Linked DNA regions of Mus musculus: region 2 is linked to region 1. A link is a loop called in an ENCODE intact Hi-C map of the cell type or tissue named here. Cell type or tissue: left cerebral cortex. All regions are shown on one strand. Each heading gives the region's core, and the rest is flanking DNA. Links, peaks and the distances in the headings are about the cores only.

The links. Peaks named below come from ENCODE experiments on the same cell type or tissue, not always from the same donor. Only the 100,000 strongest peaks of a DNase experiment are listed, where the experiment ranks them.
Region 2: a loop joins it to region 1, with 5 times the contacts of the local background. A loop is called at or near these places in 1 of 42 quality-filtered maps.

What each region holds. Positions count from the first base shown.
Region 1 is chr8:94,936,114-94,941,486 of GRCm38, forward strand. It overlaps Adgrg5 (adhesion G protein-coupled receptor G5), which reads left to right. Exons shown (of 12, transcript NM_001145972.1): 7 at 247-399; 8 at 1,108-1,229; 9 at 1,460-1,728; 10 at 2,428-2,545. Among named protein-coding and RNA genes, the nearest start is that of Adgrg5, 15 kb to the left of the region's middle. In left cerebral cortex, for the core only: no CTCF peak of the experiment used is centred there; no DNase peak of the experiment used is centred there.
Region 2 is chr8:94,873,013-94,878,385 of GRCm38, forward strand. Dok4 (docking protein 4) reads right to left here and starts at 3,300. Exons shown (of 9, transcript NM_053246.3): 1 at 3,119-3,300. In left cerebral cortex, for the core only: a CTCF peak has its summit at 1,478 (motif pointing right); DNase peaks (open chromatin) are centred at 1,500 and 3,334; H3K4me3 peaks cover 1,564 bases.

The DNA.
Region 1 (5,373 bases), core at 208-5,207:
GACTTGGATATGTATGGTCCATTTTGCAGATGAATAAACCAAGGCTTGGAGAAGAGTGCCCACTCGTCCAGGACACTGAGGATTTGTGGTGAAGGCAGGGCTGGCATCTGAGATTGTCAAAGCCCAGCCAGACTCCACAAAATGTTGACAGTGGTGTAGTTGACTCTCTCTTGGGCCCCAGTCTCCCAGCCCCTAATATAAGATCTTGTCTAGCACCCTTGGACTGACACCCACATTTCATTTCAGGAAGGGTATACAGTATCCTGTGTTTTCTGGAAGGAGGGAGCCAGCAAGAGCAGCTGGGGGGCCTGGAGCCCTGAGGGCTGTTATACAGAGCAGCCCTCAGCCACCCAGGTTCTCTGCCATTGCAACCATCTCACCTACTTCGCTGTGCTTATGGTATGGGGGCATTCACCTTGAGGGAGGGGGATGAGAAGTGCGGGGGGGGGGCTGATATGTGGTACAGACTCAAGGCTAAGGACAGCATAATCCAGTAAGCCCAAGCCTTTTAGGCTTAAGTCACATAAATAAACGTAGGGACTTGCATTCCTTTAAAAGTTTGTCTAGGCTTTAGGCATGGCTTGATCCAGGTGCTAAATCACACTAAGTCAGGATTCCATCTCTAGCCCTTGACTATGCTTGCTCCATCCTGGCTTGGCCCTCAGCTAAGGATGCTCAGGGGAATAATGATGCAGCGGCCAGCATCTGCAGGCTCATGCCTTAGCTGCCTAACAGACCAGTGGATTCCAAGAGCCTCCCTGCCCCAGCCTCCGTCTTGGGATCAAATCTGGGAAGAGGCTCTTGAGTCAGTCACTGTAGGTGGCAGGAGGAAGGCCCCAGACACACCAGGGTTGGCACACCTGTCCATGCAGTGAAAGAAGCCGTTCCCCAGCTGTTGTACATAGAATGGCTCAAGAGCGCTTTCGGGGAGGGACAAGGATAGCAGTTATAGGTGGCAAAGACCATGATGCAGGCTACAGCTTCATTCAAGGCAGTACTGGGCTGGGCTGCAGGCCTGGGGCTGAGGTCTGGGAGGCTTCTCCGGCAGAGCTCAGAGAGAGCTGGACATTTCTATGCCTCAGGCTCTCAGCTCTTTTTGCCCTGTAGCAGCTCTCTGGAGACCCCGTGCCCGCTGAGCTGCAGGTGCCTCTTGAGTACATCTCCTTTGTGGGTTGCAGCATCTCCATCGTGGCCTCGCTGCTCACCATACTGCTGTACGCTCAGTCCAGGTAACGTTTTGTATGCTCATTGCCTTGCCCCACTGCTGATCTGGGTCTTCCCTCTTGCCCCAGTGTCTGCTTCCACGCCCCGGGCAGGTGGGTGTGACTCTGAGGAATAGGCCGCCAGAAGTAAGCCAGACTAACACTGTGGCAGCCATTAGGTCCCTTCCCATTTGCCTCAGTTTCCCCATCGTTGTGAGCCGGGCCATGGTACTATCTGGGTGATGTCCTACCCACAGGAAGCAAAGCGATTCCACCACACGTATCCACATGAACCTGAATGGCTCTGTTCTGCTCCTGAACGTCACCTTCCTTCTGAGCTCCCAGATGACCCTGCCCACCATGCCCAGGCCCGTCTGCAAGGTGCTGGCTGCTGTCCTACACTACGCACTGCTCAGCAGCCTTACCTGGATGGCCATCGAAGGCTTCAACCTCTACCTTTTCCTGGGGCGTGTCTACAACGCCTACATTCGCCGATACTTGCTCAAGCTCTGCATGCTGGGCTGGGGTAAGGGACACCTATCTCACTGGTCTCTGGAACTTCCAGGGTACAAGGTGCTGACCCCAAGTCCTCCTGCCTTTCACGATGACCATTTCTAACTCCATCTCCATCAATGACATTGGCTCCCGCATCACCTCCACCCCCAGCACCATCATTGCTTCTGCCGTCATGGTCATGTCTACTACTTCAGCTTTCAACACTGCCATTGCCCCAAGTCCCCTGTCCCCACTATCACCACCATCGTGTCCCCCCTCTGCTACCCATGACTGCTTTACTCCCATTTCTACCCACCCCATCTCAACCATCCCCATCACCTTCCTCACCTTCACTACATCCCACCATCCTCTCCGCACCATCTTTACCACATCAGCACCATCACAGACCCCTCCATCACTGCTTCAGCCCATCTCCATTTCCTTTCAAGTTTCCCAACCAATGCCACCTCCTGTTAGCTCCTTACCACATCTCAGGTCACCATTACCACCACCACCACCACCTCGGCTGCCACTCAGCCTGGCATCTCATTAACACCTTAGAGGGGAGCCTCTTCTGAGACAAACGTCCTGACTCTGAGGCTGGAAGTTGTTTGGAGCTGCAGCTCAGCAGCACAGCGTGCACCCCTCCTCTGTCACCAGGCCCAGACAGGATCAGAGGATCAGAGCCGGGTTGTCTTGGGGCCTCCTGAGTCTTTGTCTCACCCCTCAGGGTTTCCAGCCCTCTTGGTGCTGCTGCTTCTGATGATCAAGAGCTCAGTGTATGGACCCTGTGTGACCTCACTCTCCAAAAGCCAGGAAAATGGCACAGGCTTCCAGAATGTGTCCATGTGAGTGCCTGGTGAGGTAGGAGGGCCATGAGGTCCTCTATGGTGAAGTGATTGATGGCTGAGGGGCAAAGAGGCGGTCATGGTTTTGATGGGGGGGGGGATTCCACAGGGTTCTGCCACCCTTTCTGTGTCCCTGAGGCCTCTGCAGCCATGGAGACCTGCTCTGTGCTGACTGACTAGGAGGCCATAGAGTGGACACCAATACTTGCTGAGTCTCTAGGACCAGTTAGGAGGGCCTCCTTGCAACATTTGGCTGTATATCACATGGCCAAATGGGTTGGTCCTGTGGTTTCATCCAGTGCAGGTCCCAGAGCTACTTAGTTTGGTTGGTACCTGATTGATTACTGTGTCTTCAGGCCACCCACCTATCTTTACATCCATCCATCCATCCATCCATCCATCCATCCATCCATCCATCTATCTATCTATCTATCTATCTATCTATCCATCTATATATCTACCTATGTATGTATGCATGTATGTATATATATATATGTATGTATGTATGTATGTATCTATCTATCTATCTATCTATCTATCTATCTATCTATCTATCTATCTATCTTGTTTAGCTGCAGGCTCAGCTTAGCTCTCCCTTCCTTGTACAGAACACAAGACATTGCCAGCATCCCAGCTCCCATGCAGCTGGTGTGAGACTCAGGGGAGGTGAATGTTATGGGGGATGAGTTTAGCCTCTTCAGGGCCTGCAGGGAGTCAGCAGAGGTAGAGACAAACTCTACTGTGGCTTTCTATATCCAAGGACATCAGGCTTATCATTACAGAACACTTCTAACAGCTGGGTGCAATATTGTAGTGTAAAAAGAACCATGGACAGGTGTGTGTGTGTGTGTGTGTGTGTGTGTGTGTGTGTGTGTGTGTGTGAGAGAGAGAGAGAGAGAGAGAGAGAGAGAGAGAGAGAGAGAGAGAGACACTGTGGGTAAAGGCAGAAAGCTCCCAAGCCAAGTTTTATTCCCAGAACTTATGGTGGGAGGAGAGAACCAACTCCCAAAAGCTGTCTTCTGACCACATCTGTGCATGCCCTGGCACACATGCCTCCACACACCACACACATACAAACAATAAATAAAGTAATTAGTGAGACCCTCATGAAGCTATCTGGAGAGTTGAGCATCCCACCTCTGTGGCTCTCCCTGGCAGCTCAGAATGGCTGATGGTTTGTGGGGTAGGCTCGGTGGATGAGTATATGTTCAATGGTCACAGTGAGGGTTCAGCCTCTCTGCCAGCCTCATAGGGCCATTGAGGCACGGACAGCTCACGAACTCATCCATGAGGTCCCAGGCTGTCAACTAAGAGCTGGGACTCAGCCCACCAGCAGCTTCAGGGTGGTCCCCCAGGACATTGCCCATCTCTAGCTCCTGGCTGCCACCAGGAGTTCGGAAACCTTTGTACTACAACCAGCTTCCCTGTGTCATCCCTTTCTGTCCTTCAGATTATGATCCTGCTTTGGTGACTTTTATCTTCCATTAAAAGCCCATAGAACTAACTCTATGTATCTATGTATCATCTATCCATTCATCCACGCACCTATCTATCTATCTATCTATCTATCTATCTATCTATCTATCATCTATTAATCTGTGTATCTAGCTACTCATCTATCTATCTATGTGTGTATTCATCTATCTATCTATCTATCTATCTATCCATCTATGTATGTATTACATACATATGTGTCTGTCTGTGTGTTTATCCATCCATTTATTCATGTATGTATGTATGTATGTATGTATGTATGCATCTATCTATCTATCTATCTATCTATCTATCAATCATCTATTTACCCATCTACCCACCTTTTATCTGTCTGCATCCTTAAACTGAAATGACATTTTAAAAAGCACCCCTTAGATACAGTCCGGTCATGCAGCAGCAGAGGTGCTAAAGTAGTGAGCAGAGGTAGAGCCTTCATGCTAGAATATTCTGTAGCAGCAAAAACAAAGGGTGCTCACTGCTGGCCATAAATGATGTTCAGCAACACTGTGAGTCCAGTGTCAGGGCCCCAGGATGGAGTCAGGGGGATCTAAATACATGACTGTGACAGGAATCCAGACTCAGTGTCCAGACCAAGGGGCTTCAAGTCCTACCTTTGCCGCTAACCAGGATGTGCTCCTGAGCAGAAACCTCAGTTTCCCTAACTGTAGAATGGAGATGATTAGGTGCCTGCTGCTGGCCTACCACGAGGATTGCCTGGGGCGACCTACGTTGGCCATGGGGTGTGGTCTCTGACCTGAGCACCTGTCCTGAAGATGTCCTAGAGAGGTCAGGGTCCAGGGGGACCTCAAGTTCAGTACCCTCTGTGGGATTTCCCACCTGCTCATCCGCTCCACCATTCTTAAATGCTAGAACACCTACCGCCAATCCATGGGTGGTGCTTCACACACAGCTCAGGTCTAGGTGGGTCAAAGGTCAAAGATTACCTCTGCACAAAGGTGGGATTGAGATGATGACAATGGTGGGTGTAGGCTAGAAGAGGAATCTTCTAGAGCAAGAGCCCAGGCTAGCCATCCACTAGAATGTTGCTCAGGTTGGCGTGGAGGACGTGAAGCAGCAGGAGGAGGGGAGGAGGTTCAGTTGGGTCAGATTTGAGGCTGAAGGCATCCTGGTTGAGAGGAGTGGGCAGAGGTGACAGGTGATCCTGCCGTGGTGGCTGATGGGAAGCTGGGCAGAGGAGCTGTGGCATATATTTGAACTATCTGGCAAGTTATGATTGATGGGACATCAAGACCAGACAGGGACAAGAGCTGGTCCCAAGGCTCAGGTGCACTTGGCCTCCTGAAGGTCTTGGGGGCCATGCTAATCCTGGCCTT
Region 2 (5,373 bases), core at 293-5,292, 63 kb before region 1:
AGTCTTTCTCCTTTAAATGAGGAGTGAAGCCAGGAGGTAGCTCCATTCTCCAGAGCCTCCTGCCCAGCCCAGGCCCCCATTACAAACCAGTCTCCATAAACCCGATGAGGCTACTTCTTACTGGCTCCATCAGCCATCTCCTCTGTACAACCCGTGGTGTTCCCAAGAACACCCAACACTAGAATCACTGAAAAGTAACGTCTATGGGACAGCCCAAGACCTGCCTTCTCTGGTCTCATTCAAGTTCCCAGTTAGGTTGTAGACGCAAATACTGACCCAGTCCCAAAATGGAGTGCAAAGAGGGTTGGAAAGAGAGAGCATCAAGAGAGGGATCCAGGGCTGGTAAGATGGCTCAGTGGGTAAGAGCACTGACTGTTCTTCCGAAGGTCCTGAGTTCAAATCCCAGCAACCACATGGTGGCTCACAATCACCTGTAATGAGATCTGAAGCCCTCTTCTGGTGTGTCTGAAGTCAGCTACAGTGTACTTACATATAATAAATAAATAAATCTTTGGGCCGGAGCAAGCAGAGACTGAGCAAGTGGAATTGACCAGAGTGAGCGGAGCGGGGCCAACAGGAGTGAGCAGAGGTCCTAAATTCAATTCCCAACAGCCACAAGAAGGCTCACAACCATCTGTCAGTTACAGTGTACTCACTTACATAAAATAAATAAATAAATCTTTTTAAAAAAGAGAGAGAGAGAAAGATCCATGGATTTAACAGGCAACAGGGACCCATGCCTTACCTGCACCCCCTACCAAGACTTAGTACAAGATTTTAAACAGAAAGTAATCCCCAATCTGCCCCAAGCCCCCCCTCGAAGGCTCAACAGCCAATAAGTAAGGGCAGGAAAAAAAAAAAAAAAACCCTACCTATCCATGGCCACTACTAGTCTCTCACAGAGGGACAGATCCCTCCAAATGTGTGGCACCCTCAGCTTTGGACATGAAGTCTTTGAGTACTGTATACTAAATGGGCGAGATGGGTTTCCAGTAGCCATTCTCATGGTTTTAGGGTTAAGCCTCCCACCCACCTCTCCTCTATCCTAGTAGTATCAATGTGGATGGCTATTCCTGGAGGGATAGTAGCTGCCTTAGTCCAAGCTACCACAAACAGCAAAACTGGACAACACACACTGCTGCCCTTCCCAGCCAGGGCAGCATCCTGTAGGGAGGATACAGGAGGCGTTCTAGAGCCCTCCCTACCCACCTGCCCCATAGGCTGCACTAAATGCTCCCTCCCAGAACCCTGCCTGGAGGCCTTGGCTCGAGAACAAACACCACAGAGCCTGAGTCCTGCCTGGCCAGGCTGCCCCACCCTTGACAGATCTGATCTTATCAGGGCTGCAAATCAGCCCTACCTGGACACTATCTCACCGTCCTCGGTCTGTTTTCACTTCACAGCAGAGATTTGATTGCAGGTGGGTTGTCTCCACCTTAACTACCAACTGCCCCATCCCTGTGTGGTTGCTGTCTGCGACCAGCAGGGGGCGCTTCCATAGATCCCTAAGCCCCAGAAGGTTTGGTCCAAGGAGAGCCAGCCACAAGTACTGAACCAGGCAGAGCGAACATGGGGGGGTCAGGACATCTGAACACTCATGGTCCCCAGCAATGTGGTCCAATGCCTCATACCACTGCTGTCTGTTCTCCCCTGGTACCCTGCCACCTCTCAGTACATAAAGCCTTCTCAGTAAAGTTCACTGCGCTTGCTTTTTCCTGCCTCTAACTAAACTCCCTCCCATGGTCTCAAGTATATTCCACTGCCTCATTTGGAGCTCCGCTGAAAATCTGCCTCCTCCTTCAGGCCCTCCTGACACCCTGGCCTTGCTAATTAGCTGTCTCTCAACATCCAGTGTTTCAGTCTGTCACATGTCACTATGAGATTTGATGTTCCCGGTTCCTTCATCTGTCACTTGGCCATGTAGGGACACCTACAATGACAGTTCCCAAGCCCCTTCTATCTAGCTATAGCTCCATCCCAGTGACCAGGACACTGATAAAGGACAGAGTGGATGCCAATCTAGGGAGGGACACTAATTATATCTAGCATTGTCCCCATCCTTTCAACACCATTATCAGCTCTGCTTCCAGAGAGTGTAAGCGGCAGCGGGCTCCCACTTCTCCACATCTCGGTGCCAACTGGCAAGACCAGCAAAGTCCAGGAGAACCAGCCGGGTCCGTGATCCACAGTTTGTTCAAAGCTGCCTCAGGGGACTTGTGCTGCTGCTGACACTGTCTGAGCCTGGCTAGGGGCCCCACCTTGGCTGGGGTTGTTGGATGAGGTCACATCCAGCCTGGTGCCCTGCCCAGGAATACCCAGCACCCAGGCACAGAGACTAGCAGCAGAGCGAGAGGGACACAGCTCCTGGGACCTACCTGGGATACCTACACAGCAGCCTGCATTTCTCCGAAAAGGGCCCTCAAAGAATGTGCAGGAAGCGCAGCCCCTGGAGGCTGTTGGAATGTGCTGGAGCTGACACCTGGCCCCTGGCTGCCCTGTCTTATCAAAGCCCTCCATCCAAGTGTCTGGCAATTGTTTTGCTCCCACCGCTCCACGCAGGCAGATTGCACAGAACTCCCGACTGCCCAAGGCTCCACTCCGGTCCTTATGCTGTGACAGATAGCTGTCTCCAAAAGAATGTGTACAGACTCCCAGAGCCAGAGGAGAAAGGTTTTAAGGCAGGAGGCTGCTAGCCCGGAGGACTGCAATGAATAGGAATGCCACTTGCAGGTCGGATAGGCAGTAAAAGGAAAGTGTCTCTTGGAATTTGGGGAGCAGGAAGGCGAGGAAGGCTGCTTCCGGGAAGAGGCTCAGGGAACCGGGGATCTGGGTTTCTCTGATGGGTTACATGGGGAATACAGGTGAGGTAAGACTCACACCTGCGCTTCCTAGAGATGGGAGCTGGTTGAGGACGGCTCAGGGAGTTTCAGGGTCTCGCTGGCTTCGAGAGGCGCGTCTGAGTCCTCCTTCCTTAAAGTAGGACGCTCCCATAGCTGGGAGAGCCCGCGGGCTCCGGAGGTGACCACAGGCGCCCCAGGATGAGAGTTGCGGGAGTCTCACGTCTCGGTGAGGCCTAGGGATCCCCCCCCCCCCCCGCGCTTCGTATTCCCCTATTTACCTAGGCGCCGAGGCCCGGGCCGGGGCGCTGGCTCCGCGGGACGCGGGGCGGGCTCATGCCCGCGTCTCGGCGCGGCCGGGAGGGGAAGGTAGGGTGGCGGCGCGCGGCTCTGGTTGTAAGCTAGAAGTGAAGCGCAGCCGCCAGCTCCGGATCCAGAGGAGACTCGGGAGGTAGCTGGTTCTGCTGATCCGCGACGCCACGCCCCTTGAGGCCACGCCCCGCGCCGCCCTGGCGCCGCGCCACGCCCCACCGCCACGCCCCCGCCCATCCCTGGCATCGTGCCACGCCCCTTCTCGGAGCCACGCCTCGTCCCGGAGTCCTGCCAAAGTCTTATTACTAGGACAGAAATTTCCGCCTGGCAGTCTAGCCCTCTGCTCACTTCTAGTACCCACCTCAGTCGCACCAGCTCCTCCCTGAGCTCTAAAACTCAAACCCACGTGGTCTTGCATCTGCTGGAGGCTGAACCCTATATCAACTCCCAGTCCTTGAACCTCACCTCCCAACATCAAGAGTCAGTACCCTGCTAGACATACACTTTGCTACCATCCAGTCCTGCTCAGTACCTGCCCCACTTCCCCAATCGCACACTCAGCTGCACTCTGTGAGAGATTAGCCTAATGCATGAAGGAATCAAGAACCCAGTACCCACGCATGTATATCCCCTGCCCCGTATCCTCCCAACCCTACCTCCCCACCCCCTCTGCCGGAACACTAGAGACTCAGCCTTGTCCAGCAAAGTAAAGGAGCCATTTTCTGTCCGCTTAAAATGTCCCAGGATTGTCACTAAAGTGTGTGTTAAGTGGAAGCCACGGGGCTATAGGACAGGAAATGGCTTTCTTCTTCCTGGATGCTAAACTGAACCTCCTGACCTTCCCATGACCTCCTGACCTTCCCATGCAGCTTCCAAACTTGACCCTCTGCTTTACTTCAAACAGCAGCTCATAAAGTCCTCAGCTCTCAAGCCCTCAGAGTGAACTGCTTTCATCCTGGGACACTGCTAGAGAAGCTGTATGGCCACAGAGAAAAAAAGAGAGTTTCAACAAAAAGAGGCCTCTTAGCCTGGCCTAGTAGTACTTGTCTATAATCCCATGCTGAGGCAGGAAGCTGATGAGTTCAAGGCCAGCCTTAGTGAGATCCTACTTAAGAAAGAAAGAAAAAGAGAGGGGGGGAGAAAGAAAGAAACAAAAAGAAAGAAAGAAAGAAAGAAAGAAAGAAAGAAAGAAAGAAAGAAAGAAAGAAAGAAAGAAGAAAAGAAAGAGAGAGAGAGAGGAGGGGGGAGGGAAGGAAGGAAGGAAGGAAGGAAGGAAGGAAGGAAGGAAGGAACCTTCTCTAGGTTCAATCCCCTGAACTGCAAATTAATTGTAATAATATAATGAAATTTAGAAGTATCATCTCTAAGTGGGATTCCTAAACTTCATTCTCTTTCAAAATTTTTACTCAATATCTACTTCTACCCACTGTGCTAATTCCCTTTTCTTTCTTTCTTTCTTTCTTTCTTTCTTTCTTTCTTTCTTTCTTTCTTTCTTTCTTCCTTCCTTCCTTCCTTCCTTCCTTTCTTTCTTTCTTTCTTTCTTTCTTTCTTTCTTCTTCTCCTCCTCTTCCTCTTTCTCCTCCTTTTTTTTTGACACAGGATTTCTCTAGCAGTCCTGGAACTGGATGTATAGACCAGGTTGGCCTTGACCTGCCTTCTTCTGCCTCCCAAGTGCCACCATACCCAAATTTGTATCTAATTTTTGGCTTTACACTTATAAATCTGTTTGTAGATCCACATGCGGGTGGATGGTCTGACACAGAGTCAATCTGAGTCCCTGATGTTTTCCTACCCTGAACGTTAGCAACTTGAAGTCACCATAGGGAGTTTCTATATCCGCAAAAGTGTCCCTCTGCCCCCTTCCTTTCTCTCCTCAGTAACCCTGGGGGACATCTTGGGGTTCCCCATTTCTACAGCTGGTCGAAGGTTTCACAGCTGGAATCATAAAAAGTGTAATCCCTGGTGGTTTTTCACTTGGTAACTTTTGTTAGTGGTGACTGAACCCAGGGCCTCTCAGATGGTAGGCAAGGGCTCTACCACTGAGCTACATCCCAGCCTTAGTTTTTACTTTCTATTTCAAGACAGGCTCTCAATACCCAGACTGGCCTTGAACTTACTGCGTAGTCCAGGCCAGCCTTAAATGTGTAATCCTGCCTCAGCCTCTGGAATAGCTGGATTTATCAGTTATGTGTCCAGAGAGAGCATCTTGCTCAGTTTAGTCAAG